Linked DNA regions of Mus musculus: regions 2, 3, 4, 5, 6 and 7 are each linked to region 1. Evidence: chromatin loops called from intact Hi-C (ENCODE). Cell type or tissue: left cerebral cortex. All regions are shown on one strand. Region 1 overlaps Sdcbp2 (syndecan binding protein (syntenin) 2). Region 2 overlaps Psmf1 (proteasome (prosome, macropain) inhibitor subunit 1). Region 3 overlaps Tmem74bos (transmembrane 74B, opposite strand). Region 4 holds the start of Snph (syntaphilin). Region 5 overlaps Rspo4 (R-spondin 4). Region 6 has its middle 7.9 kb from the start of Rad21l. Region 7 has its middle 4.4 kb from the start of Gm52533.

The links. Peaks named below come from ENCODE experiments on the same cell type or tissue, not always from the same donor. Only the 100,000 strongest peaks of a DNase experiment are listed, where the experiment ranks them.
Region 2: a loop joins it to region 1, with 2.3 times the contacts of the local background. A loop is called at or near these places in 6 of 42 quality-filtered maps.
Region 3: it touches region 1 in a loop (8-fold over the local background); 14 of 42 quality-filtered maps call a loop at or near these places.
Region 4: it touches region 1 in a loop (8-fold over the local background); 8 of 42 quality-filtered maps call a loop at or near these places.
Region 5: it touches region 1 in a loop (3-fold over the local background); 2 of 42 quality-filtered maps call a loop at or near these places.
Region 6: a loop joins it to region 1, with 8 times the contacts of the local background. A loop is called at or near these places in 14 of 42 quality-filtered maps.
Region 7: it touches region 1 in a loop (7-fold over the local background); 4 of 42 quality-filtered maps call a loop at or near these places.

What each region holds. Positions count from the first base shown.
Region 1 is chr2:151,573,264-151,577,263 of GRCm38, forward strand. The region is part of intron 1 of Sdcbp2 (syndecan binding protein (syntenin) 2); the gene reads left to right. Among named protein-coding and RNA genes, the nearest start is that of Sdcbp2, 2.6 kb to the left of the region's middle. In left cerebral cortex, a CTCF peak has its summit at 2,025 (motif pointing right); DNase peaks (open chromatin) are centred at 579, 1,527, 2,021 and 2,946; H3K4me3 peaks cover 1,252 bases; H3K27ac peaks cover 3,493 bases.
Region 2 is chr2:151,731,464-151,735,463 of GRCm38, forward strand. It overlaps Psmf1 (proteasome (prosome, macropain) inhibitor subunit 1), which reads right to left. Exons shown (of 7, transcript NM_212446.2): 3 at 2,759-2,841. Among named protein-coding and RNA genes, the nearest start is that of Psmf1, 7.8 kb to the right of the region's middle. In left cerebral cortex, no CTCF peak of the experiment used is centred here; DNase peaks (open chromatin) are centred at 1,992 and 2,239; H3K27ac peaks cover 330 bases.
Region 3 is chr2:151,680,229-151,684,228 of GRCm38, forward strand. Tmem74bos (transmembrane 74B, opposite strand) reads right to left here. Exons shown (of 2, transcript NM_001378411.1): 2 at 1-846. The coding sequence ends at 616. Among named protein-coding and RNA genes, the nearest start is that of Tmem74bos, 3.9 kb to the right of the region's middle. In left cerebral cortex, a CTCF peak has its summit at 2,331 (motif pointing left); a DNase peak (open chromatin) is centred at 2,317.
Region 4 is chr2:151,630,347-151,634,346 of GRCm38, forward strand. Snph (syntaphilin) reads right to left here and starts at 2,247. Exons shown (of 6, transcript NM_198214.3): 1 at 2,110-2,247; 2 at 1,802-1,908. In left cerebral cortex, a CTCF peak has its summit at 1,893; DNase peaks (open chromatin) are centred at 448, 1,294, 1,963 and 2,292; H3K4me3 peaks cover 2,732 bases; H3K27ac peaks cover 2,617 bases.
Region 5 is chr2:151,860,383-151,864,382 of GRCm38, forward strand. The region is part of intron 1 of Rspo4 (R-spondin 4); the gene reads left to right. Among named protein-coding and RNA genes, the nearest start is that of Rspo4, 19 kb to the left of the region's middle. In left cerebral cortex, a CTCF peak has its summit at 2,054 (motif pointing right); a DNase peak (open chromatin) is centred at 2,103.
Region 6 is chr2:151,674,469-151,678,468 of GRCm38, forward strand. No RefSeq gene overlaps it. Among named protein-coding and RNA genes, the nearest start is that of Rad21l, 7.9 kb to the left of the region's middle. In left cerebral cortex, a CTCF peak has its summit at 1,992 (motif pointing left); a DNase peak (open chromatin) is centred at 1,948.
Region 7 is chr2:151,512,115-151,516,114 of GRCm38, forward strand. No RefSeq gene overlaps it. Among named protein-coding and RNA genes, the nearest start is that of Gm52533, 4.4 kb to the right of the region's middle. In left cerebral cortex, a CTCF peak has its summit at 1,584 (motif pointing right); DNase peaks (open chromatin) are centred at 260, 1,653 and 1,976; H3K27ac peaks cover 1,114 bases.

The DNA.
Region 1 (4,000 bases):
CACTTCATTCTCCTCCCCAGTTCTTCCCACCACCTGACACAGCCCACAAAGTCTTGGGGCTTTTTAATCCAGCTCTTCACTACAAAGTCCCTACATCAAAGAGTGATGATTGTGTTCACTTCTTACTGTGGGCATCCAAAACAGTGCCTGGACTTAGGAGGTGGCCCTAGGTGGGATGAGCAGACAGTTATGGAGTTGCCTATTTGTGCTAGGCACTGTGCTAAATGTTCTCCATGTGTAACCCATTTAAATAGTCTTCTCATGCCTAGATAACTCTGCTTAAAGTAACTGTTATTTTACTATAGTTACAAAATAACTATATCGGACATGGTTACAAAATAACTATATCGGACATGGAGCCTAGTCCATTCTTTGCTCTCATAGTCAGAGGCAAGCAGTAGGTTGAGCCTCTCTAAAGCCTGGCTTCTGTTCTGCCTCCCCTGGACCTTCACTGGGAGAACAGAATTTCCTGAGTCCCGTTCCCTCTGGCACAGTATAGCCCTGGAAGGAGGAGGTACATGCTTGTGGCTTAGCAACAGCCTCCTCCTTGCCGATTCACCAGATCCCTGGGCTAATTTGGCCTTACAGAAGCTATTACTCCATCACATTAACCCACGCTTCTGTTTTCTGAAGGATAGATGAGTTGTCCACAGGAACAAGTGGGAGTCCCAGAGTTCCAGCAGTTTGGAACAAAGTGTTCTTATTCTGTAAGTTCAAAGATGGGGGCTAATGGGCCCCTTTCCAGCCCTGCTGATTCCCCAGGGCCTGACTGCTGATATACTGTGTTGTTATTGCTTACAATACGAAGATGTATAGAAAGCTCTGGGATGGAGATCGAACGATAGTGAGGGGAGGGAAGTCCTTGGGAGCAAGTCCCTTCCGAGAGTCAGCTACCTGCAGGAACTGAGCAAGCTCTTGCGCTGTCACACTACTTTCTGTGTATCTCACTAGGGCTGGAGTTTCCCTCCCTACACCTAGTTTTTCTTTAAGAGGCTTTCTACAGGTGGTAAGTGGGAAAATGTTTATCAAGGTGTCAGATGACATTTCTGGGGAGATGTGTACAAACACCTATTCACCTCAAAGAACCAATGGCACACCAACTAAAACAGTGGCTCTCAACCTTCCTAATGCTGTGACATTTAATACAGTTTTCCTCATGTTCTGGTGACCACCCCAACCGTAAATTTTTTTTTTTTTGTTACTACTTCATAACCGTAAATGTGTTACTGTTGTGAATCATGATGTTCTGATGGTCTTAGGCAACCCCTGTGAAAGGATTATTCAACCCCAAAGGGGTTGTAACCCACAGGTTGAGAACTGCTGAACTAAAATAAACTAGTCCATGCTCACTGTGGTAAACCAAGGAGTTTAGTAGGATTAAAGGAGCCTAGGTGATGCAGGCAGTTCCCCCCAGCATTGGTGACAACCCCAGAGAGAAGAACCTCCTCTCCCCTCGCAACTGTGCACTGCTTACATAAGCCTGGGGAGGGCTCTGTGAATCAGCTCTCTGCGCTCAGAGTCTTTTATGCTTCCTTAGGTTCTTGAGTCTCAAAGGCCTCCCACTCCCTCCCAGGAGGGAACGTTGTTTCAATTCGGAGGAAATAGCTACCTACACACTAGGTTTTCGGGATTCTCTGCCCTGTGTCTGCTTTTCTCCTGTTACTCTATGGAGACACAGGGCTTGGCACTAGTGATTCACACTGGCTAGTAAGGATGGCCAGCAAACCAACATAGCATGGTGGAATTTCAGCCTAGGTAATGCAAAAGGGAAGGCCTGGCTCGGAGTATGGACTTCCTAAATACGTGTGGAATGAATAATGACCAGTGAATCCGAAGATCCTTGGGGTTTGTGTGGGTGTAGGGTTTAGGGGCAGGCTTAGAACTGACCAATTCACCACGTGAACTGTGGATGGCATTTAAGGCAGAGGGAACAGCTCTGCCACGGCATGAAGGCATGGATTAGCAAGCTGAGTTTTAAAATCAGCAAGCTATTTGAAATGAAGGGAATGCATGAGTAAATGGGGGTAAGAACGACATGTCCACCAGGGGTCAGTCATGAAATGTTTAAAGTCATGCTGAAATCTGAGATTAATTATGATGTCACCAACAGGTAAAGGCAGGGTCTGAGGGTAAGTCCCTGATTTCTGGCTCAGTTCATAAGAGTATTTGGTGGGGCTGCTATCAAGATTTGGGAACATTTCAAGGTAGTCACCTGAAAGTAATAAATATCCAAAAGGGAATTTATGCCCACGCCTCCCTATTCAGAATAGCACACTCTACTCTCACTGGCTTAAACGTTCCATCCTTCATGGCCACGGGCAAGTCTTGGAGGTTTCCTTGATTTTCTAGCTTTTCACCTGCATACCAATGCCTGAGAGGGTGATTGGTTTAAGTAGGAAGTGATACCCTCGGGCAAGTCCACTTCCCTAGGCAGCAGACGCCCAATGGTTCTAACTCTGGTGGTTGGTGCGTCTGCATCTTCAACTAGGGCAGGTCAAAAGTTGGCGCCAGGCCACAATCCTGAGAGCAAGGCACCAGAAGCAACCACCTAGGGACTTGAAAGCGCTTCTAAATCAAAGGGAGAGGGGATCTCCTTTTCAGAACGAGCAGCGGGGCGGGGTGTCGACTCTTGCTTTCTTCTCCCACCCATTGTAAATCAAATGGTCTGACGAGCATAGAGCCCCAAGGGGCCTTCGGAAGAACCGCGGCCTCTAAGTTTTTTTAGGAATGCATGAGGAGGGCTGCAGAGGCAGGCTGGCCTTCCGGTCGCATATTCCACTGCATTGCGGGTCTCTTTGGAAAGTCTGAAGCCCGGCGCAGGCACATTCTGCAATTCCCGGGAGAAAAAAAGCTGTCAAGGTGACTCCGCAGCCGTGGGGCATCCTGGGAACACAGGCCCCATCCCGAAACCCCGCGCGCGCCCGCACGCAAGTAGACTTGGTGCACATGCGTCAGGGGCACCACACGCAGTAGCTAAGCAGGATTTCTGCGCAGGCGTTATAGACTACAAGCGGAGACGCAGCTTCCGGCTAAGTTCTGAATCCTTGGATAGGGAAGTGAAGGCAGCTTGGGGTCGTGGAAGAGCGTGACGTAGGGGCGTACAGAGGCTAGGCCCTGGACAATTGAGTCTCTCCCGGGTATTCGGTGCATGAAGAGTGCGGTGTCTGACCCACGTGCTTTCATTTTTTTAAAGGAAAGAGACGGTTTGGGATTCATCTTGAGTTACTGCCCAGGCAAGGATGCCTTTTAGTGAGGGGAAGGACAGCAGTTTTCAGTAAAAAGAATTTGTACCATTTCTTGCTAAAGCAGTGATGAAAGTGTTCCAGGAAGTGGGTCTCTGAGCCTGTTTTCTCCCAGAGGGCAAAACGCATCTGCTCCTTTGCTGTACTGTTGGAAAAAAAGGATACAGGTGGCTCTTAGGTTCGCATCCGCATAGTGCATACTGGTGGCAAAGTATAATTTGGTAGATGGTAACTGCTGAGTGTTATTTCAAGGTTAAAAGTCTCCAGGAGGGTGTACATGGTAGGGCAGACCCCAGATGAAGGGGTCTTTTCCTGAAGTTGCTCTAAAAGGAGATTAGAATCATATGCTTCCTGCCCCTAGGAAATTCTTGTCTTAGGATCCCCATTTCTGCCCCCAAAGGCTAGCCTAGGACAAGGAACTGCAGATATCCTAGCAGCCAGGCAGGCAACAAAAATCAGCCAAGGGCTGGTTGGGTACTTGAGTCATAAGAAAGCAGGTACAACCCCATCTAGGAAGGAGTCCTGACCATGCTACTTATATTTTTCAGTACAAATTAGAAGTGACTTTTTAAATTTTCAGATTTTGTTCATGTGTTCATGTCAGATAAGAGGGGCTACAAGTGGGTACATGAGTGAGTGAGATGATTTGGCTGATCTAGGAAAGGAGCTGACACAAAAATACCTTTCAGGAATAAACTTTGTTAGGGGAAAGAGTCTTGAGACCACAGAAGCCATGATCAGGTCTTGACAGGGCAAAA
Region 2 (4,000 bases), 160 kb after region 1:
AGCATCTGCCACATGCCCATAGTTAACAATACAATCAGTGATGGAAACTGCATCCTCTACCCCTAACTGTGGGAACATGACAAGGAAACTCTGTGGCAATTCTAATTTAACAACACTGGCAGCTACAGGCACTGTGAAAAGGGAAAAGAAGAAAATCACAGCAATTAAAAGGTGAGGAATGAAACATTTTGCCTATGACAAATTTCCAAGGAAATCCTGCCTCAACAAAACAAAACACCTCAAAATTTCATTCACTAGTAGGGAAATGCAAATTAATGATCCCAATGAGAGACAACTTCACATTCAACAAATAATATAAAATAAAATGCTAGGACAAGATGCAGAGAAGTGGGTGCACTCATAATGAGTGGATATAAATGATTCAGAAAACACCAAAAGTAAACCAAATATGACCTTACCACCACACTCTGGGGTCCCCCATAGAGAATAAAAAGCACAGCTGCATACAGCCTGTGCTCAAATGCTATGGCATCCATATCTGTGATTGCCCAACTAGACACAATCTAGTCAATTAACTTACCCTTTGACCAGTGAGTGATCAAATCAACTGTTGTACACGCAACATAAAGTATACTCAGTAAACAAGAGGCACAGTTAAAGTGCACTACACTTTAGATGGATCCATCACAAGAGTATTATGCTAGTAAAAATGCCAAGCCCAAGACTACATATTAATTCTATTTATATAAAATGTTTCAAGTGAAAAAATTTAGAAATGGAGAACAAATTGCCATGGAGGTCCAAGGATCCTGACCTACTTAGCAAGGTCCCTACAGGCACAGACGCAGACACACACAGACACACACATTTACTTCAAGTTTTGAAAAAACAAGAAAATGAAAAAAATGTCTAGAAACTGTGCTAGTTAAAATTAATTAAAAAGACATAAAAATTAATGTAATAGGAAATATTTAGGTGGATTAAGAAAAAAACCTAAAAGATCCGCTCTGAAGAACACTGTTGGGATAGGTGCAGAAATCAGAATGTAGACTGCATATTAAATGATATACTGATGCTACATTCTCAAGTGTGATCATTGTTCAAAGTTGAGACAGATGATATTCCTATGAAATTGCTAGTCTAAGGTGGAGGTGTTGGAAGAAGGATAAAGCACTTGTCACTAAGTGTGAGGACGCTAGGACCTATAAAGCCAGGCCCAGTAACATGCACTGCAATTCTAGTGACCATACAGCCAAAGAGGATACAAAAATAGGAATCCTTGAAGCTCGTAGGCCAGCTAGCTTTGTGTACACCGTGCAAAACAACAGAGAGACCCTGTTATAAATGAGGACTTACTCCTGAGGCTGTCCTCCTACCCCCTCTCTCTCTCCCTCCCCCGCCCACACACACACACACACACACACACACACCACACACACACACACACACATACACACACACAGTTGTTCCATGCTGCAGAATTTAAAGAACAAAGTAAATAACCCTCAGATGGTTCAAGAATATAAAACAACTGTTAAAAATTGGCTAATCTCGGTAATAGATAAATGGGTATCTACTGTGTATTTTTGCAAACTGTCTCTCTTCAAATTTCAAAATTAGGAAGTCAGCGGAATGTCTCCACAAACAGGGAGAGAACACATGGAGAAGCGGCCAATGAGGACTGCCACCCAAACTACACAACCAACTCTTAACACCGAGTGAGACAGGGAACAAGCGAAGTTGAAACTGAGCAAAGGATCTAAACAGCCTCCTCAAAGAACTACACAGGGAAATAAGCCCATGAAAGACGACTCACACCCTGCCTCACTTAACACAATGCAAAGCCACCATTACACTGCTGAATGCTGACAGGGCACGGGCTGGGCAGCAGCAGCTCTCCTTATTCCCTGACAGCAGGAATGCAGAGCAGCACAGCCGCTTTGGAAGACAGTTTGTCTGGACTCCTTTCCAACCATGACATGCTGAAGAGGTAAAACTATGGAGACAACAGCAGGACCAATGCTTCCAAGGACAGGGGGTGGGGGTGAGGGGAAGAACACAAGGATGCTTACAGTGTAACACAATGGCCTATGACACTGAAACACTGCATATGCCACTGTGTGTATGTCCAACCTCGCATACCACACAACACTAAGAGTGACCCCAAAATGGAGGTGATGTGGGTGTAGGTATATGGCTTATGACTGAGGAACCTCTCTGGTGTCACACAAGAGTGGGAACGGTGAGCAGATGGGATCTAAATTTTGACTCTTAAAAAAAAAAAAAGCTGGGAGTGAAATGAAGATGTACTTGATTTAAGCATACTTTCAATAAGGAATTATTCTTTTTTTAAAGTGTCACACACGTGGCACATGTGTGATCAGAAAACAAATCTGCAGTCATGGTTCTCTCCTGCTGACTATGGGACGCAGGGACAGAACCCAGGTTGTCATGTCTGTGCACAAGCACCTCTACCAGCAAGCATCTTTACCCACTGAGCCACTTGCTGGCCCCAGGGATCTTACTGTTGACTGAAGCATTAGCCTCGCCCCAAGACTATAGCCACGGTAGCCTCTGTGCACTCTTAAATGCATGATTTTACTTAATGAGACATTTCTATGTGAGTCTTGTCTTCAAACAAACAGATATGTAAGAAGGAGGGAACTGAGAACAGACTGCGCCTAGGGCAAGTTCTTCTGTCAACCGTACTTGTCTCTGGGGACTTTGATACCAGTCCTTATTTCTTGCTACTGAGTCCCTCTGCCTTTTCTCATGGAAAGACTTCCTTTAGAAGTACCTGTGGAAGTCACTCAGGTCTTCTGCATCAATATAATCATCTAAGTTCAGGGTCAAGTCTGCCACCTGCTGTGTGCCAAGTTCCTAGAAAAGTGAAAACAGAAAATGAGAGATGGGGTATATTTCCCAGGTTACTGGTAACAGGGGAAGGTGGGCAAGGAACTGAAGTACCCCGTGAATACACAACCATAACCTGGAGCAACATAGAAACACAGGCCCAGTAAGGGCAGGCATCTTGCTCAGGAAGGGAGCAGCACACAGCATGGAGCACTGCAGACTGAATACCAACCCACACCCAGCCTGAGGGGCCAAGCAACAGTGGTTTCTAGGGTTTGGGGTACTGCTTTTGGAAGCCTAGATTTGAACCTACTTTAATGAACTAACTCCATTCTTTTAATGTTTAAATTAACCCAAAGGAATTGTTTGCACCTAAGAACCCAGTTCTTAGAAAAGAACTAAATGTTCATCAGTAAGGGCAAGGACAGTGAAGTAATACAGAGTAATGAAAGAGAATGAGGTATATCTATCTGTGTTATGTAAAGCCCTTCAAACACGTGGTATGGAAAAAGTCAAGTACAAATAATACAGTCAGACACTTTTGTGCACATGCAACCAAGACAAAATGGAACAGAAAGAAAGTCATCTACCTCAAGGTGTTCACAGTCCAGGGTGAAAATACAAGCACAGATAAGTACATAAATACCAAACATGGTATGTACCAGATGGAAAATAGAATAGAAAGCTATCATTTAGACTTGTCTGGCAGGTGGGGTGGATAGTCAGGGCACACACACACACACACACACACACCGGGGGAGGGGGGCAGGCTAAAGGAATGATGGCAGAAGGTATATATATATGTGTGTGTGTGTGTGTGTGTGTGTGTGTGTGTGTGTGTGTGTGTGTGTGATGTGATGGAGGTGGTAGTCTCCAGAGCAAGAAACAAAATGTACAGGGTCCAAGGCAGTGAAACCTCTTACTTACGAAGCTAAGAGAGAGGCTGCAACTACAGAAGCCTTTATCTCCTGTGTTGTCAGAGAGTGAGTACTGCTGTGGACAGGGGGTTCCTAATGAACACCTTTGTGCACAAAACTCTTCTACATATATTGTGGGTTTTTACCTCAGGAGAAAGATGCCCAAAGTGGAATTGCTAGGTAAAAACTTTGGGGTCATTTCTGAGTTCACTGTTAAAATGAGTTTCTAAACAGGTATCTCGATCCCACACCATTAGCAGAACCCTGGC
Region 3 (4,000 bases), 110 kb after region 1:
CCTCCTTTCACCTCTTGTTCTGGAGTCTAACCTTACACTGCTTACTGGCAAAGATCAGCACAGCCTAAAAGAAATCAATCTAACTGTAGAAGTGTGGTTGGCAGTATCCAGATAGCAAGCCCAAGGAAGGCTTGTGGTTGACTTTGTTGAGTCGCATGCCCATGAATTAAGCCAATAATGAATTATGATGTTCGAGCCAACATGAATTACATATCTGACATGCTCCTCTCTGTGATCTGTGGTGCAACAGGACCTTTTGCTATCAGATTAAGGTGGACAAGAAGGCCTAACAGGAACACAGAAAATAGGAAGTCATTACAGATGTTCTGATTTTTCGCCAAGGCAACAGTAGGTAACCCTCTTTGTATATCATACTCTTTCTTTAACAACTGCCCTGTGAAAAATGGTGTCGTCCTGTTGGAAGCTATGTAACAGAGTTGTACTTACAAAGCATATATGCCTCCAATAATTTATCTTACACACACACACACACACACACATACACACACCCTCTGGCAAGTGACATAGACAGTTAAATGACAGATTCAAGGACACACAGCTGACACATGATTTATACTAGTGGTAGGAGGGTTTTGATGAGCGTCCTCTGGCTGGCTACGGAAGGGAGCTTCGCCTGCTCTTTTCCCCTCGGAGCAGCTCGGTCAGTTGCCTCGGCACAGGCTGGCAGGCTCTGCCCTCTGATCCCAGCCTTGCTCGGAAAGGTGATGTGTTTCTGCTGGGCCTTGTGTCCTGCCAGTGGGTGCTTTCAGCTCGAAGCTCCTCCAGGAGGCTATGCAGATGCCTTAGTGTGAGTAGCAGTTTCTGGTCTTGGATCTGCATCTCGGCCTAGGAGAAAGGGGGCGTCAGTGAGAGTGTGACAGGCACTGTCTGTGCCATCAGTCTGCCTCCCGGCTCAGTGGAGACAAGCCCCTACCTTGTCACACAAGCCACAGATGCCATATTCCCCTGAAGCCTCACTTTTGAATCTAGGAAACCGAAAGTAAATCACACACCTTTCCAGAATGAATTGGAAGATATGCTCTGAAGATGGCATAGATACCACCCCCATATCTTTTCATTTTGATGGTAACAAATAATCAGCGTATTAGTCAGGATTCTCAAGAGAAACGGAACTTATAGAATGGACCTATATAGAGAAAGGGGATTTAATTGACTGGCTTACAGGCTGTGATGCAGCTAACCCAGCAATGTTTGTCTACCAAAGGCAGGTCCAAGAATCCAGTATTGTTCGGTCCACAAGGCTGGATGTCTCAGCCGATCTTCAGACTATGTCAGCCTCCTGAAGAAGTAAGCTCTAATGCCAGTGGAGAAATGGACTTGCCAGTGATAGTGAAAGCAAGCAGGCAAAGAGAGCAAGCTTCCTTCTTCCACGTCCTTTCTATAAGCTACCAGACGTGTAGCCTATCTTAAAGGTGTCTCGTCCCACCTCAAAAGATATGGATTAAAAGAGGGTCTTCCAACTTTAAATAATTTAATTAAGAAAAAAACCCCATCCCTCACAGGTGTACCCAGCCACTTGGGTTTTAGTTAATTCCAGATGTAGTTAAGTTGACAACCAAGAATTGCTACCACAATCAGACAGGGATTAGCATGCTAGTGGCTTCTGTCACTAGCAATGAAGCTAAGCCAACTCCACAGCAAAAGCATTTTAGAAGCACCCTAGTGCAAAGCTTTAGAGTGCCTGGGTCCCCAAAACCTTTCAAGGTATTGGCAATGTCAAAACAACTTGCCCTATGATGATTAAGGTAAAAATTTCCCCCCTTTTTCTTATTTTCTTATTAGGATACATAGGAGTTTTCCAATGACATGTGATAGCTCAGTAGACTGAATACAGAACTAGAAAAGAGAATCCAGTTGTCTTCTTTTGAGCCATACAGTAAGGTGATTTGCAACAATGTAAAGTAGGCTCAATTATTCTCAGTATTTGCTTCGAAAAACAGTTATTTAAATATTTTATTAATATACTGTGAATTTATTTGTACAAAGGCATTTCTATACATTTTGACTTTTTTGCTCTCTATTTTAAAGCATTAAAGTTCATTTTGTGCTGACATATATTTTTTTAACATCCACTGAAAAGCCACAGAAGGGCAACTGTCTCTCAGTATTCAAGGAGGATGGCTATACCAAGATCTAAGGGCATCGAGAGCCTTACAGAAAATGGCAACATGTTTGCATAAGGCCTGGGTGAACCTCCTGTGTACTTCAGATCATTGCTAGATGACATGCTTCTTTGTTAGGTTTCTATTGCTGTGATAAATACCATGCTTTTCCCAGCCATAGCTCCAGCTTCAGGGATGCGATGCCCTCTTCTGGCCTCCATGGGCACCTGTACTCATGTATATAACAGCACAACTGAAGGGGCTGGCAGGATGGCACTGCAGGTTAGAGACACAAGCTTGACGTGGTGGTCTGGATGTCTGTCCTCTATAAGCTCAGAGGTCTGAATATTTGCTTGCAAATTGGTGGCACTGTTTGGGTGGCTTTTGCTGAAGGAAGTATACCATTGTTGGGGGTGATGAGATTCAAGGTTTTGACAGCCACTTGCCATTCCCAGGCATTCTCTGATCCCTGCTTGTAGTGGTTCAGGAAGTGAGCCTCAGCTTCTTGCTCCAGCTGCCATGTCTACTGCTTGCTGCCATGCCTCCAAACTATGACAGCCTCTCTAGAACTGTAAGCCACATAAACACTTCCTTCGGTAAGTTGTTTTGGCCATGGTGTTTGTCTTTGTCGGTTACTACTGCTGTGATGAAACACCATGACTAAAGAAGCCCAGAAGGAGAGGGCTTATCTGGCTTATGCTTCCACAACATAGTTCATCATTAAATGAAATGAGGGCAGTAACCTAGGGGCAAGAGCTGATGTAGAGGCCATGGAGGAGTACTGATTGCTAGCTTGCTCAATCGACTTTTTTTATATAAGCCAGGAACAATAGCCCAGGGGTGATGCCGCCCACAGTGGACTTGGGCCTCCCACATCATTACTAAAAAAGAAAATCTCTCACAGACTTGCCTGCAGCCAGATCTGATGGAGGCACTTTCTCAACTGAATTTCCCTTCTTGAAGATGACCCTAGCTTGTGTCAAGTTGACATGAGACTAGCCAGCGCAACTGAACTCTTGTCAACTTGCCACACTGTTGAGCCACAACTTTTCCTTTCTTGTTTGTCCCCAAGATCACACATTGATATCAACATCACAATATGAGACATTTTACAGGCTTAAGAAGTCTCACATTTTTAAAAAATTTAAACACTTAAAAATCCAGTCTCTTTAAAAATCTAAAGTCTCTTTTAAATCCAAAATCTCTTCTAAAAGTTCAAAGTCTCTCAACTATGGGCTCTGTTAAAAAAAAAAATTACTTTCTTCAAGAGGGGAGAATGACGGCAGAGTCACAGTCTGATCAAAACAAGCCAAACTCAAACAGTGTGAATAACAAGGTCCAATAATTGGGCTCAGATTCACTCAGATCTTCTGGGCTCCTCCAGCTTGAGTTACTGTTCTAGCTCCACCCTCTGCAGCACACATAGCTTACCTTCCAGGCTCTAGCTGGATCCACTTCATTGCTGCTGCTGTTCTTGGTGGTCATCCCATGGGACAGGCATCCCCAAAATGCTGAGGTCTTCCACTGCAACTGGGCTGCACTTTCACCAATACCCTTTCCTGGGTGCTTCTCACACTGCCAAGCCTCAACTTCTCAGCATGACCCTTTCAATCCTGTGCCTTCGACTGCTACTGAAGCTGTACCTTCACCAATGACATTTCCTGGCCACTCACAGTGCAAAGCCTCAGCTAGCTGTTCGTGGCTTCAAACCCAGTGCCACCTGGGTGTCTCTTACACTACTCAAGTTCAGCTGCCCCTGGAACACAGCTTTTGTGTGCTCTGAAGAAACACCTCCTAGTACACTTTGCCTCAATGATGCTATTCTCTTCTTAATCACCTCTAATTTCTCAGCTCCAGCTGACCAACATCAGTTATCT
Region 4 (4,000 bases), 57 kb after region 1:
TCAAATGTATTTAACTCAACACTTATTAAGCACCTACTTTATGCCTTGTCATGGGCCAGAGGCTGGAGACAGAGAAGCAAAGACTGGGCCTCTGCCAGAGGGAGCTCACAGTCCAGCAGGGATTTAGGACAGAAGGGATGGGAGGGGGCATCCCACTCTTTTGACCTAACTGGTGCTGCGGCAAAAACTCCACCCCACGCTGTTGGGAGCCTCCTTTATGTTGCTGGAATAAACTAGAGCTAGACAGGATGGCTGGTCAGTCGGCTGAAAATGACAAGAAGGAAGGAAACAGAGAATAGGAAATGTGGGCCCCAGAACTTGACTCTCTTGCTTCGGTCTCAGAAGAGATTGTGCAGGGAAGGCAAAGATTGAGATCTGTGATCCTGGCTCCTGCTCTCTGCCAGCACTCAAGACTCATGTGCTTCTGTTCCCATGGGATGCCACCTATGGATGACAGGGTCTTCCAAGCTCATGGCTGGATTATACATGACTGCAGGCAACTGTCATTTGCTAGAACTGTCTTAGCTCTTGCGACGGAAATGTTCTCATCTTCTGGTTGCTCTGGAAGAGTCTGGTGGGGCAAACATGAACTCCTCTCTCTCCTAATTTGCCTTCAAATTCTGAATCCTTGAAAACCTACTGTGTGTGTCAAGCCGTTATCTCAAGAGCTTTCATATGAATCTCATCTCACCCTTAGAACTCTGAGGCCGGTACCATCTCCCAGGTTCACAAATGAGGGAAGGTAAGTAACTTGTCAGGGCAGGGATATTACCATAGAATCCTCTGATGCTTCCAGTGTTGTGAGACCCAGAAGGTCAACATTCCACTCAGGAAGTCCAGAGTCAAAAGAGAATGGCCAAGGGGACCTCAATTATTTCAAGGTCCGAACCTTAAATGGTTTTAATGGACAAGTCTCCAGAGTTATTGAAGCCACACTCAAGTGATATATTAAAATTGTACGGATCATCTAGCCCAGCCTCTGCACTGAACAGACAAGCAAACAGACACCCACACCCCAGAAAATAGTAAGATGGCTACTTGGAGCCAACCAGCAAGTTAAGGCCCAGAACCTCAGCCTATCTCACTTCCTTACACCCCTTGACTTGCAGAGACCAGCATTTTCTGGGAAACTCCTCCAGCCCACCCAAGTACCCCCAGGTGGGCAGAGAAGGCCAAGGCAACAAGCAGCATGTGACCAGCCTCGCCACCCCTGCAGCGTTGAAGCAAGGGAATGTGGGGAGTTTAGAGGCTGGCAGGTGTTGCAAGCCGTCTGGCTCCCTGCTAGGGAGTGGAAAGAGAAAACAACAGATACCCTGGAAGCTCCAGGGAGACTGAGGCAAATTTCTCACTCTAGGGATCATGGGAAATTCTGCCAGATCTACTGTAAGGCTCTGATGTTTATCAGTGGGCAAGATAGGAAGGCAGTCACAGGCACTTGACCTTGTGGTGGGTGTGCTGTGCGGTTCCAAAGAGAAGCTCACATGTTTGCAGAATGCCAGAAGAGAAAAACAAACAAGAAGGGCGAGGGGTTAGTTCCCTAAAACCCATCTACTAGATGTCAAAGACCTTGGGCGTCTTCCCTACTGAAAACAGCATCCTCTAATTAATTAGTAAATTTCACGCTAGGGAGAGGGGTGCTTACGAGGATGTGGGGGAATGGAGGGAGGCTAGGGATGAGTCACGTTAATCCCCTCCTCGCCTGGTACCTCTGCGGGATCGCGCCACCGCAAGCGGTCTCAAACTGACCCTGGCGGCCGCGGAGCCACGGAGGCCCCCTCCCGCTCCGCCGTGGCCTCCTCACCTGGGTCCACTCGCCCTCCGCAGTCCGGCCGGCTCGCACGACTCCCGCGCCGCTTGGCGCAGCGCCTCTGCAGTCGCTGCAGCAGCCGCCTGGCGGTGATCAGCAACCTGCGGCGGTGGGGAAGAGAGAGACAGAGGCGGGTGAGCGCCGGTGGCCGCAGCCCGCAAGCTCGGAGGACACGCTGCCCGCCGCGGGCTAGGGCAGCTCCTGTGCTTGGCCGGCGCCCCGCACCCCCGCAGTTGCACTCCTGGGTGCGGCGGGTGAGGCTGGGCGGTGGGCCCGGAGGTCCCCGGGGTCCTTGTCATCACCTGCGAAGGCTTCCATGGTTTGGGCTGCCCCCAGGAGGGCAGCCGGATTGCTCTCCCGAGCCCCAGCTGAAGGTGGCTAGCGGGTGCTTGCTGGGGCTGGGGCTGCGGGGAGGGAGAGGTGGAGGGCGGGGAAGGAGAGGTGGATGGAGGGGGATGAGCCAGTCGGCAGCTCGCCGGCAGCTGCGTAAGCCTCCCGTCTTCACTTTCCTTCTTAAAGAGATAGTTGGTTTCGCTCTGAGAGCCCTGGAGCCAAGACATCAACAAGCATGCATGGGGTCCTTTATTACCTCCAACTAGCTGTTGCTCAGAGGTGGGGGATGGGAAGGACTTCAAAGGGTATCTATCCCTTCAGCTTCTGGGCCTCAGTATCTCACCCCTTGGCACACATTAAGTAGTAGTATTATCTGGACGCCTTTAGAAACATTTTTGACCCCCTAAACCAATTTGTGAATGTCAGGAGTTATTTAATGCGAACAGCTCTTGCCTTAAAAAAAAAAAAAAAATCTTAAAATCCCGAAGGTATTTAAGAAATGTTATCCTTTGCAGTATTAAAACAGTAAGCTGGAAAGTTGGGCAATAAAAAGCGAATTAATCCTTATTGTGGGTTTGTCTCCTGCCTTTTACCTGACATCAAAGGGCTCAAGGGACCACAAAGTCCAGGAAGCTGGATTTCTAGCGCTCCCATTTCTGGCCGCCATAAGTTAACTTGCTGGCCTGGTTTCTTGCCTGCCCCACTGGGTGCAGTAGGAAGGGGCTCCCTTCTTGAAGCAGCCCTTTCTGGTCAGCTGGGCCTTTGCTCACTACCTTCTGGGAAGTTTTCACCTTGCTGTCTTGCTCTTATTCTAGCTCAACTCGCTGGTGTCCTCTCACATGACTTTGCCCGCCACTCATTTTGCTCTTTTGCTCTTAAATTCTTCCTTGCTGGGCCTCTACCCCCAGCTTTTATTTGCTAGTTCATGGGTTTGGAACAACCGAGACGTCCAGTTTGCTCCTTGGACTCCTCAAAGTCTCTGCTCAGACACTGCTATCTCAGGGAGGTCATCTGCCATTGTCAACTTGACTGAATTTACAGTCGACTCGGAAACATATGTTTGAATATGTCTGTGAGGGTGTTTGCAAAGAGATTTCCCTAAGGAAAGAAGAAAGGCCCACTTTGGACGTGAGCTAGGGCCCGGACTGGATAGGGTGAAAAGAGAAAACTCATTGCGTAGGAACATTCATCGCTTTGCTTCCTGACTGAGGACACAACGCGACCATAAGCTTTCTGCCATGTCTCCTCTGACATGATAAACTATATTTCCCTCAAACTACAGCCAAAATAGTCCTTCCCTTTTAAAGTTTCCTTCTGTCAGAGATTTGGTCAAGGTCCTGAGAAAAGTAATAGACCTTTTCCAGTCAACCTACAGAGCGCACCGACCTCCTCTTCCTTCAGTCGCTTGTTCTTGCTGTATGTACACATAAACGTGTGTTTGTGTGGGTGTAGGTGTGTACCCCGGAGCTTGTATGTGTGTGGGTGTGTGTGCACACCAGAGGTTGTGTGGATGGGTGGGTATATGTATGTACACCAGAGGTCCTTTTTAAAACCACTCACCACTTTCGTTTTTGAGACAAGGTCTCTCAATGAGCCTGGCTGGAGCTCACTCCCTGATTCACTACACTAGTGTGGCCCTGCCTGGCTTCTTTACCTGGCTGTTTAGATTCCCATGCTCACTGGAAGGCACTGGAGTGGCTGAGCCACCTCCCCAGCAATGCCCTCCCTCATGCATTTATGTCTGAGTTTTGCTGTTTTAATTATCTGTAACTGAAAAAAGACAGTTAGTTACTACCTGTGATAATCTACATCACCTCCCTTAGAATGTACACATTGTGAGGGAAAGAACATTTTCCTCTT
Region 5 (4,000 bases), 290 kb after region 1:
CATGGCTGCAGTTTCTCAGAGGCTGGCTGTGTGCTGGGCTCTGAGCTCACAGCACACATTGTCTCCCTCCATCTTGGCAGCCCTGCAAGATAGGTGCCATCAGGCCATTTTTCGACCTAGAAAAGGTGGGGCTCAGGGTGGTAACAGATGTTGCCCAGGTGCACACTGTGCCACCCCCAACGCATGTACCCATTAACTCCTTAGCAGTCCCCTACCAAAAAAAAAAGTGTCTCAAAGGGTTAGCAACTGTTCATTGAGTGAGTGTCTGGATGGCTCTGCACTGGGATTCTTAGTGCATTCGGAGTTATAAGCCAGAGTCACCTTGGAAACTGTCAAGCCTAAAGTGGATATTATGCTTTGTTTCCCAAGTACTAGGAGAAAATCAGGTGACTCGGGTGTCATTCAGCCCTCTTCAGCTGCTGGCATGAGGCGGAGCCATACCTGTGGGGTCAACTGGCATTTCCACTGGGAAAGCCCAGTCTCGATTGTGAGAGACGGTTGTTCAGGGGGATCACATGGGGTTGACTCTGATGCTCCAAAAAAGCCCATGAGGTTGCAATTAGAGCCCAAATGTGCGTATTTATAAGCTTGTGTCTGATCCAGGGTAGGGTAGGGTTTCAGGCCAAGATTCACCTGACATGAAGAAGGACCCAGGGTTTTCCCAGAGTGCCATGGAGGGCAGTGGAGCAGGTGGTACTGCAGGCCCCTCTGTCTTGCAGAAGCCTAGTTACCCACCAGGGTCTTTTTGCTGTCTATCGAGCTAGGTCTTTTCTGATTACAGGCTGACAGAGAAGCATTAGCGAGAGTGGAAAAGTGCTTTTCTTCAGAGCCATAAGGAAGCCAAGCCCCGGGAGGGCCTGGACGGCCCTTAGAAGTCTTGCTGCCTTTTGGAGCTTGTGAGATTCCTGGCTAATGCTCCTCTCTCTCTCTCTCTCTCTCTCTGCGTCTCATTTGTTTATTTCTCTTTCTCTCTCTGCTTCTGTATTAGTCAGAAGTCATTTGGTTGTAAGTGACAGAAAAGCTAACTCAAAATGCCTTGAGAAATGAGGAGAGTGCACAGGGCCTCTGTGGTGGGGCAGGCCAGGTGATGGAGGCTCCCTTTCCAACTCAGATGTAGCTCCTGGCTCTGCCACTGTGTGCTCTTCACTCTCAGAAGGTTCTTGGTTTGTGCAGCACTCGCCAGCCTCCATCATCCACAGCTGCATAGGTCCAAAGAGCAGAAAAGAAAACATGCATGAAATATCACATACACTACACCACACACACACATACCACATACCATATACCACACCACACAAACAAGACATACACTCACATACAATATACAAAATACAACACACATACACACAAAAACAACACACACCCCTAGTGAGTTAAGGAAAAGGAAAACTCCGAGATGGTTTCTGTTGGGGCACAGGCCTCGATCTGGACCAGTGGTCGCTAAGATCAGGGGCATATGGTGGATCTATCTGCTCAAGCCAGAGTGTAGATGGCTCCACGTGTGCCCCAAAAGTCAGGTGTTTTGAGGGCTAGCATTTGCTAGAAAAGTTGCCAGGGCCCACCAGTGGCCACTTTTCCTTGGGGAAGACCCTTGCACCACCCGACCTGCCACTGTCCTTAGCTACCGAGCACAGTCCCAAACACCAGCACTCATCCAAGGTCGCTTTCCAAAGGTTTGTCTTAACTGGCCCGGCTGAACCAGGACCAAGCCAGGACCAGACAGCATGTGCCTGGTGGGCAGCTCCTTTGCTCAGGGAAAGGAAACTGTAGCAAGGAAGACACTGTGAAATGGGAAATGCCCAGTGTGCTCACTTCAGACTTGGACCCAAACCAACCACTTAACTTTGATACAGTCAAGTTCAAGAACCATTGTGCTTGGATCTTTCTGGAGCAGCACTGTCCAAACTCCAGGAGTCTTGGCTTTTCGTTCATAAGGTGAGCACTGGTGTTTCTATGCCTATGACCTTGAGGGGACACCATTGTTCTGTCTAATGATAAAGATGCGATTAAAGTCTAATTATGAAAATTCAAAAGATGCCATAACAGTATAGAGACACTAGAGGGCACTCTAGCAGATTGCTGGGTCTTTTGCCTTCAGCATGTTCTCTCAGTGTCTTCCAAGGGGTGCTTCGGCTCTAGTAGGGGTTTCCTTAGGTTTAGAACTTTGTTTTGCCCTTGAAGAAGTCCCTGCCCCTTGTAGTCTCAGGGTCTCCAGGGAAACTGCAGGTGTCAGGCTGAGAGATCTGTAAGCTCTTCTGGCATTGGGAACAATTTTGCTTCGCACAGGCCTCCTGGTACTTTTGTCTTCTCAGACTTTATTTTTGTGGTGCCTGCCACTCCTGCTATGTTGAATCCGATGGAAGCCAGGCCATGGCTTCATCTCCTGCTGCTGGTCACAGACAAGCCCTGCACTGGCACTCTGGGTTGGGGTGAGGAGGGGACAATAGTGGGAGGTCTCTGCCTCCTGACTCTGTATTATCCTGAGCAATTCCTGGGTTTCCTCAGCTAGAAAATGGCAAAACCCCCATTGCAAGGTATCTCAGCCCACAAATTCTGTTTGCAAGGAAAACCAGCTTTGCACTCCGGTGACAGGATGTAATTGCAGTTTGTCTAAGTTTCCATGGCAACACTTTTGTGTCAGTTGAGGGCCCCTTGCCCTTTATCACTGGGGTCTCAGCTCAGTTCCACAGGCTTCCGTGGTGCCTAGCACAGAGCGAGCACCCTCATTGCCAATAACACCGCGTTGCTGACCTGCCCAACATCATAAGTCTTGCTGTTTGGCAAGGCCAATGACCTTGGTAAGGTGTGTGAGATTTTCTCCTCCTCTGGTTAAAGCCCTGGGTTCATGTGATGAGTGTACTTGTGTCTTTCTCAAGATCCCTCTGCCACAGGGATCTGCCAAGGCTCCTGCCATTGAAACTGCAACTCTAACAGAGGAAGACAGAGGAGAGAAGAGTCATGTGGGCCCTTCTTGGCCCATGACATACATGCCCATCTCACTGACCAGGGTTAGACATGTGACCACTTAACAGTGCAAGGGGACCTGGCGAATGACATTTCCTAGACAAATCTGTTATAACTCAGCAGTCCCTTCCTGAGAACAAGGGAGCAAATGAGGGAAGTGACTGGCCCGGGGCCTGAGGCTGGGTCTCCACTGCTCCCAAACCCCCTTCTCCTGAATATGTTTCCTTCCCTACCTACTGCCTAAAGTTGAGGGGCTGGAGAGGGGATCTGGAGGAAATGGGGAAAAGTGACTATATCCCCATGAAACTAGAGAGATGGCTCCGTGGTGAAGATCATTGGCCACTGCTTTAGGGGACTCTGGTTCAATACCCAGCACCCACGTGGCAGGTTCACAAATATCTGTTGACTGTAGTCCCAGGGAACTCAATGCTCTCTCCTGACCTCAGTGAACACTAGACGTGGTGCATCAACGTACCTACAGGCAAAACAGTCATACACACAAAACAATGATCTTTTTAAAACTGTAGTACTCCCTACTCCGGTGCACCAGAGAAGTTAAATTCTTTTTTCTTTAAGTGCATTTTGTCCCAAACTGTTTCAAGTCTATAATAAAAATTAAAAAGGAATATAATAAACATTCAGGTGTATATATGTATTCTTGTGTTTCTGTGCACCTGTGCGTATGAGCATGTGGGAGCCAGAGGTCAACACTGAGTGTCTTCCTCAGTCACTCTCTGCTTTGTTTGTTTTCAGAGTCTCTTGGAGATTCCAGAGCTCTCTAACTTGGCTAAACTGCCTGGCTGGCAAGTCCATGTCTCTGCTTCCCTGGCATCGGGATGACAACCACACCGTACACTGCTGGCTTTTTGTATGGCTGCTGAAAATCAGAACTTCCTCCTGCCTTCGTGGCAGGCTCTTCACTGACCGAGGCATCTTCCCACCCACCACCCTCATCAGCTACTTTGACCCCATCTCTCCATGTCCACGATTGCTTCAAATCAAATATGATAAATATGAGTGACGTCTCACTTCTTTC
Region 6 (4,000 bases), 100 kb after region 1:
CCCCCAGAGGGATTCAGCCTGGACAACACTTTGATCTTGAGTTAGGAAAACTGGCTTTTACTCGGTGAAAGAGCAGAACTGAGGGCTTGGGAAGGCAAACCAGACAGACAGAGAGGAGAGCAGGGTGGAAGTGTCATCTCATAATAGAGCTTGAGATGAGCTGAGGACAGGACAGTCATGCATGGTTGGGGACACCAGGTTCTGGCTCCAGCAGCATCATCCTAGGGTGTCATTTACAGTTGCTGAAGGCTGCTTTGCTCCAGATGCTAGCAGTAGGAAAGGGCAGGAGCCTGGCTTTCCTGATACCCCCGCCTCCTCTGTCCCATGGCATGACTGTCCACAGTGTTCTAATGAGAACCTCAGGAGCATGACAAGAGCTCTGTTTAGACAGGAGTTGGAACTGAAATTTAGTGTCACCTGTTAGCTTCTTCACTCATAAAATGGGGCTGTAAAATCAGTCTTGCAGAGATGTTGATTGGGTTCCGTTCAATCATATCATTACATATCGCATTGCTGTACATGGCACTGGAAGATAGAGTGGATGACTGAAGATGACAATGAGTAGCTTTGTATGATGCTGATGCAATCCTTCTTAGGTGGCAGGCACTGGTGTGAATGCTTTGTGTCCTACTACTTCATTTACTCCTCACCTCAACCCTAAGGGACAGGCAGTGTTAGCCTTGTTCTACAGACAAGTAAACTGAGGGACAGGGTGTTTAATGACCTGCCTAAGAGCACACGATTAGTAAATGGCAGAACTGGGACTTGAAGATAGGCAGTAAGACTGTACCTTCAAACACTGTAATCATCCTAACTCCAAAGTTGTAACTGTCAAGGTCAAAGGGTGGCTCGGTGGATAAAAGCCGTTGCCACAAAGCCTGACAACTTGAGTTCCATCCCTGGAACCCACATCATTAAAGAAAAGAATTGACTCTTGCAAGTTGTCCTCTGACCCCCCACATGAGTGTTGTAACATACATGTACTCTGCCCCCGATAAAATAAATATAAAAGAAAAGGTAGCGGTCATTAGTGTATGTGTGTGTCTTCTTCAATTTCTCACTTTACTTTTTTTGAGACTGTATCTCATTGAACCTGGATCTTGCTGGTTCAGCAAGACTTGCTGGCCAGCAAGCCTCAAGAGATCCTCTTTCTCCACCTCATCAGGATACGGTGTCTACCAATGCACCTAGATTTTTATGTGGGTGATGGGATTGAACTTGTGCCCCCATTTTTGCATGGAAAGCACTGTATTAACTGGCGAATCTCCTTGGCCCCCATTATTATTAATTACGACAAGATACACTGAGTTCTTTCTGTGTGCCAGGAATGTGCCAATACACTGCTTTTGCTCAAGAGCCCTGTGAGGTCATTTCTTTTAATATCTCCACTTTACAGAAGAGCAATGAGAAACATAGGAAAACTGTATTACTTGGGCTGGACGTGTGTCTGGCTTAGTTGTTAAGAGCACTTGTAGCTCTTGCAGAGGATCTGAGTTTTATCACCAGCTCCACCATCTATAATTCCAGTTCCAGGGCATCCGACACCCTCAAAGGGAGACCCAGTGGGTAAAGCCCAGGCAACTCCCAGACCCAGGGGAGATGGTTTACAGCAGCCAAAGTGACTATGCATAAAATGATTGTTGCTACCATCTGAAGTTTTGGGCAGTTTATACATAAGAATACATGCTTGGTCAGGTGTCATGGATGGCTCAAGACCAGAACCAACCTGATCATTTATCATTAGCCTAGCATTAGCCCCGCCTTGCTGCCTCAAGCCACTGTGGGTTTCATGTATTGAATGGCTCTTCTTCCTGTACCTGAGTTGTTAGCATCTGATCACACTGTCACCCTGGGTGTCAGACGGGGGTGACTCTGCATACCTGCTTTTGCTGCTTTAGTGGACAAAGCCCTGCCTTTTCCTTTCTAAGATCATGATCTAAGTGCTCCCTCTGGTGCTCACTGGCTGATCTGGATGGAATCAATTCCCAGCCTTCTGCAACCAGTGCTCAGGATGCTGTTTCTACCACTGGGGCTCAGTCTGTTTGTTCTGACCTTGCATCAGAATTAAACACCAGTTTTAGGTGGAGGGTCTTGGACCAGAAAAAAAAATCTTTCAGAGGAGCAGCTGCAGAGCTCTGGGTCGATCTCCAAGATAAGTGTGAAAGTGGGGATGGCAGGGTTTTTTTATTTCATTTTATTTATTTATTTATTTATTTATTTATTTATTTATTTATTTATGTTTGTCTGTGAGTTACCTATGGGAAACTGGAACAGGCATAAGGTAGCAGCAGTGTCACTAGACATGGTGGTCGGGGGAGCACTGTTCTTTCTCCTTTGTATAGCCAGGCAGGTATGTCTTTTGATGATGGCTATTAGCAAGCTTGTCCGTTTGTTTCACAGGTTAGTATTCACCCCACAGCAAGAAGAGTAAGTTGCCAATGATCTGTCTTTCCAGGGTGGAGTGCTGTATGACATGCTATATATGAATGGCTCCACTTCATTTGTGCAATAATAGTGCTATTATTATTCTCTTTTTATATATGGGGAGATAAGGTGAATGAAGCCCAAAGAACAAAATGTAAAAAATGAGGGGATGGCAGAGATGCTCTGCCCATAAAGTACTTGCCACACAAGCATGAACCTGAGTTCTCATCTCAAGCATCAGTGTGAAAAACAGGAGGGCTAGAGAGATGTCTTGGTGGTTAAAAGTGTGTTTGCTATTCCAGAAGACTCAGAGCTTGGTTCCACAGGTCAAGCACCTCACAACTGCCACCCACTCCAGCTTTAAGGGAATTGTGTAACAATTTCCTCCAAGATTAAAACATTCCAGTCTGCAGGAAGCTCCTTAAACAGAAAGGTAAACAACTCAAAATAGCTTCAGGAAGTTCCTAAAACTGACAAGACTTACTGGTCTCCTCCCTGTAAGAGTGAACAATAAAAGTTGAGAATCCATCTGAGACAAAAGGAAGCTGAGCTGTCCAGAAGACTTTCGACACCAGACCAGCTGCCTGGAAAAAAACAGAAACCCGCTGAACTGCTTGGAAGAGGTGAGCGCAACGGAAGCACCTGGAAAGGACACTCCAGTCGGCTGAGCTGTCTGCAGGCTGTGCAGTGTTTTCCACGTTCCCAGATTTGTGAGTTGTCACACATGCTGGGTTGAGTATTGATGATACAGTTGTCTTTGAGTCATTTATTTTAAGTCACCCTTTAGCCATGTTCCTCTAAACAACCCCAATAAAAGCCATTGGTTCACCAAATTGGACTCTGGTGGTATCAGTACTTTAAGTCTATTGTCAGTTCCCTATCTGGGGTGAGTAGACATTTCTCTTGTGTCTCCCCAGAAAAAGTTTTGTCACACAACAGGGATCCAGATCCCTCTGTGGTCACCTGAACACCACCCCCATAGCTCCGTGGCCAATAGAAACAGACGCAGGAACACACAGGTTTTTTTTTTTTTTTCTTTTAAGCTAGACGATGTGGTATGCACCTATAATCCCATTGAAGGGAGAAGAGATTGGAGGATCCCTGGAGATCACTTGCTAGTCAGCTGGAAGCTCCAAGCTCATTGAGAGACACTGTCTCAAAAGCTGAGGTGGATATCACACACATAAATATACACACAGAGACATACAAGAAATGGTAGGGTTGGAATTAAATTAAAAATTAGCTTAACAACTGTGGTGGTTTGAATAGGAATGACCCCCATAGATTCATGTGTTTGAATGCTTGGCCCATAAGGAGTAGAACTATTAGAAGGTGTCCCTTATTGGAGGAAGTGCATCACTGTGGGAGCAGGCTGTGAAGTCTTACGCGTTCAAGCTGCGCTCAGGATGGCTCGTACTCTCTCCCTGCTACCTACAAATCAGGATGTGGAACTTTTAGCTCTTTCTCCAGCACCTTGTCTTCCTGCACACTGCTATGTTTCCTGCCACATTGATAATGGACCAAGCCTCTGAAACTGTCAGCCAGCTCCAATTAAATGTTCTTCTTTATAAGAGTT
Region 7 (4,000 bases), 61 kb before region 1:
TTCACAGGGCCCAGGTCACACTTGGCAAATGGTAGGGTGCATGGGCAAGGTTCCTGGGACCATGCTCTAATGCCCAGGCTTTCCTACATAATTCAGGCCCCTTCCACTACCTGGTTTTGCCTACATCCTCAATGATTTGCAAAGGGTCCTGGGTTTTCCCCCTGCCTGTGAAGTAAATATGGATGGCAGCTGCTTGAACTTGCCCCAGTTCTGTGCCTGGCCCACAGCCAAAGGAACTGCATAGAATGGGCTCCATGCCCAGGAAGGCTGTTTCCAGCTTCAGGCTTCTGTTCTGGAGGCTCAGGTGGAAACATCTGTCCACCCAGATGGGCTTTCATCAGATACTCTAGGGCTGTTGAACTGAGGGCAGTTCTCCACTGCATCATTGTGGATCATCCTAGCATTGCATGACAAGTAGGGGAATCACTTGAAACTAAGTAGGCTGTGCTTAGCATGCATTACAATGCCTGGACATGTCTTGATCTGTCGGAAGAGTACTTCTTATTCACCAGAGTAAAGGTAAGTTAATTATGATGCCTGTTGTGGGGGATAGGATCCCACTGTTTGCTCTGGCTGGTCTGGAAGTTACTATACCTCCATGTCAGGTTTCATGATGCCTTTTCTAACAAGTGCAGTTCAAGCTTGTTCAAAGAAACATGTTTGATCTTACTACACCAACCAACTCACAAGTAGAGTTATATACATCTCTTCCTCCTTAGAAGATGATTATGGAAGGAAGGAAGGAAGCATGCAGGCAGGGACTGAGCACATTCTTGGCTTTAGATGATACTGCCGCAGTTCCTTCCAGAGTACCACTAGCTGTTTCCTGCCATCAATACAATAGAGCATGCCCCTCTCCGCCAGACTCTTCAGGGTGACTTGGAATTTACTAAGAGCAACTGGTACAAACATAGGCCCCCTGCTGCTCCCTCTTTCTAACCTGCTCTGTTCTAACCACTAGATTCAAGACAGCTACTATCTGAGACCCTTTCTCAGGCCCAAATAAAAGGTCTTCCTTCTTACAAATGGGTGTGGCTCTGTTTTAATGGTCTGACTGTCTTCCTAGCTCCTTTCAGAGAGAGCAAGCCTGAGAAGCAGGGTAGAAAGCACATGGTCGAAGCATCTTACCTGTTCCCAGTCTGAGCCAGATCTTGCACATGATCAATCTCAGTAGCTCTGTCTCCCCCCCCTCCCCCCAATATGGTATTTTTAATAATTTGGGGATTTCACACTTGCTTCCTATCCCCATTCCTCGCAGGTCCACCCTTGATCTGCATACACCCAAATTATTCCAAGTCCAATTTGTGTTTCCCATATACTCATTGGAGCATGCTCAGACTCCCAGTGGCCACCCTTAAAGAGAACTGAGTCCTTCCCCACACGGCAGCAGCCTCTCTGGCACCTGCTGGGCCTCGTGGCTGCTCCAAGGAACCTGGTAGACCCTGTGTCAGTACCTTTATCCCTCGATGCCACCTAGGTGCTACTTGCCATTAGCTCCCTGGCCAGCTTCCTTCATCTCTCATGTGGAGTAAGCAGTAATTCCATGGATCTGCCCTTAACCAACATCATGTCTCACCCAGCAGAGGGCTCCTTTCACCACATTAACCATATGCTATGGCCTGATTCTCTAGTGCCCTGTGTGCATTTGATTGTGCCTGGAAACTCCTAAGGGACCTTGCAGGATCAGCTCCTGCCTACTACTATCAGCTCCCCGACATTCTCTGGCCTGTTTATTTGCTCCTTGCCTGATACAACATATACTGTCCATTTGTGTGTGTGTTTACTTTGGCCCTCACTAGAGCCTAACCTCTACCAAGGCAGGGTGTTTGGTATTCTTCACCCACACCTGGCTATGTTCAGCAGTAGTGGGGCAGATGAAATTGAAATGGAGTTGAGATTCTTATGTAAAGGATACACCCCCACTCACAATCTTCCCAGTAGGCTCTCAGCCAGAGAGGTAGCTTTTTAAAGAACATTGGTTACTCTAGCTTCATTCTGTGCAGATGGTTTAAAAAAAAAATGCAGACTAAAACCAGATGAACTTAGGAGGTGAGACATGCTGTGAAGAGAATGTTTCAGCACCTGGCTTACCAGTTACTGCCTACTGAGAACCTGAGGTTGTTGCCAGGACTTGAGCTACCACAAAGAATGCCAGCTACTGCCATTATTTTCACACTAACTTTGTACTTTACCTCCAATGGAAAAATGGGCAGAACTACATTTGAACCATTCACTGTTGTACTGCAAAGCCAGACTTCATGGTTGTTCTGCTGTGAAAAAGGCCCAAAGGACAGAGGTGGCAGTGATGGCAAGGGAGTATGGAGGAGTCTAGAAGAGAGCACCTGAGAGTTGGGTGGTAAAGGATGCCTGGAGATTGGTTTTTTTGAAAAAGAGGAAGCCACTGGACATGGTAGTACATGCCTTTAATCTCAGTACTCAGAGGCAGAGCAATCTATTGTGAGTTCCAAGACAGCTAGCGCTGTGTAAAGAGACCCTAGAGAGAAAGGGTGAGGGTGGGAAGTAGGCAGAGACAGCTGCAGAGAGTTAGGGTTGGGGGAAGAAACTTTCCCATAAGAGCCAGATCTAGCAGACAGGTGGTGTAGACAGGCAGATTTGGCTTTGAGTTTAGGTTCCATTTTCTGCTAGGTATGACCTTAAAGCAGTCACTTAAGCTTCTGTAGTTTTGTGTATCTCATTCAGTAGAGAAATTATCGTGGTCCCTACACTGAGGGGACTAAAGAGATCTGTGAAATGTTCGACTCTAGGAAGAACTTTCTAATGAGTATAGTTGCCATCTATTGAGCCCTTAGTGTGAGCACTTGGGCAGGCATGACCTCCTTAATTGAATACTTAGGAGGCAAGTGCTTTGATTATATTTATCCAGGGAGAAACTGTGCCTTATAAATATCAGGTACCTTATACAATAAGTAACTGTAGATGCACAGAATTGGAGAGGTGAAACCTTCTCAAGGGCTTATCTGTAATACTAACAGAACTAAGACTGAAACCAAGGATCATCATATACATTTATCCTCATGCCCTCTCTACCCTGAGCAGACCCTTCATGACTCAAGGAGAGTTCCAGCTGAACAGACTATAATGGGGTGCTTAGTGTGACCTTGTGAGACTACGAAGAAACTGGGTCCCTTAGACAAAAGAGGGTCAAGCATCCCTACAGCCCAAGGTAAGGTACTGTCCACACACAGGGCTTGCAAAGAGATTGAAAGGGTTATGTGATATTTCTCATCCCACAACAAGGCCAACTTATTGAAGAGTTTTCTTCAAAGTTGCTGAAAGGCTTTAGGTCTCCAAGGAAGGGGAACAAGATTTCCTTTCCCCTTGGCCAAGAAGTGGGGTCTCCTAGAGACAGCTAGAGAATTTGGAGGTGGTGTCAGTGATAGCTAGGCCTTTGCCTCACACAAACCTAGTATGAGAGAGATGTTGTAGGCACAGAGAGAACTCGGTGCCTAGGAAGGTCTGGACCCCAGGACTCTACAGAGCCTCCCAAGGGTACAGGATAGCCCATAGACAGCTGGCCTGGACTCTAGGGAACTAACTACTCTAGGGACTGAGAAGCCTGTGTGGAAGCCTGACCTTGGATTGAGGAATGGGGAAAAAGCAAGCAGCCAGACAGGAATTTATTTGGCCTTGTCCAAGGGCGTATAGGCACGTGCTCCCAGGACCCTGGACCAAAACCCAAAGAGCCCTCTGTTTTTGGATAGGCTTTCAGAGCACCTGGGCTTCTTATTTCTGGAAGCCATCGGGCCCTTCCTGCCTTTCACCTCTCCTGCGACCAGGACCCTGACACAGTGAACCTATACCTCTAAATGAATACATTCTTCTTTTTTCATTGTTGGATATTTTTGTTATTTTTTGTAGAGGTGTTTTTGTTTTTAATTTATTCACTTCACGGCCAACATAAACCCCCCTCTCCTCTCTCACACACAGATCTTCCTCTCATTCCTCGTCCCTTTCTCCTCTGAAAAGGGAGAGCTCCCAC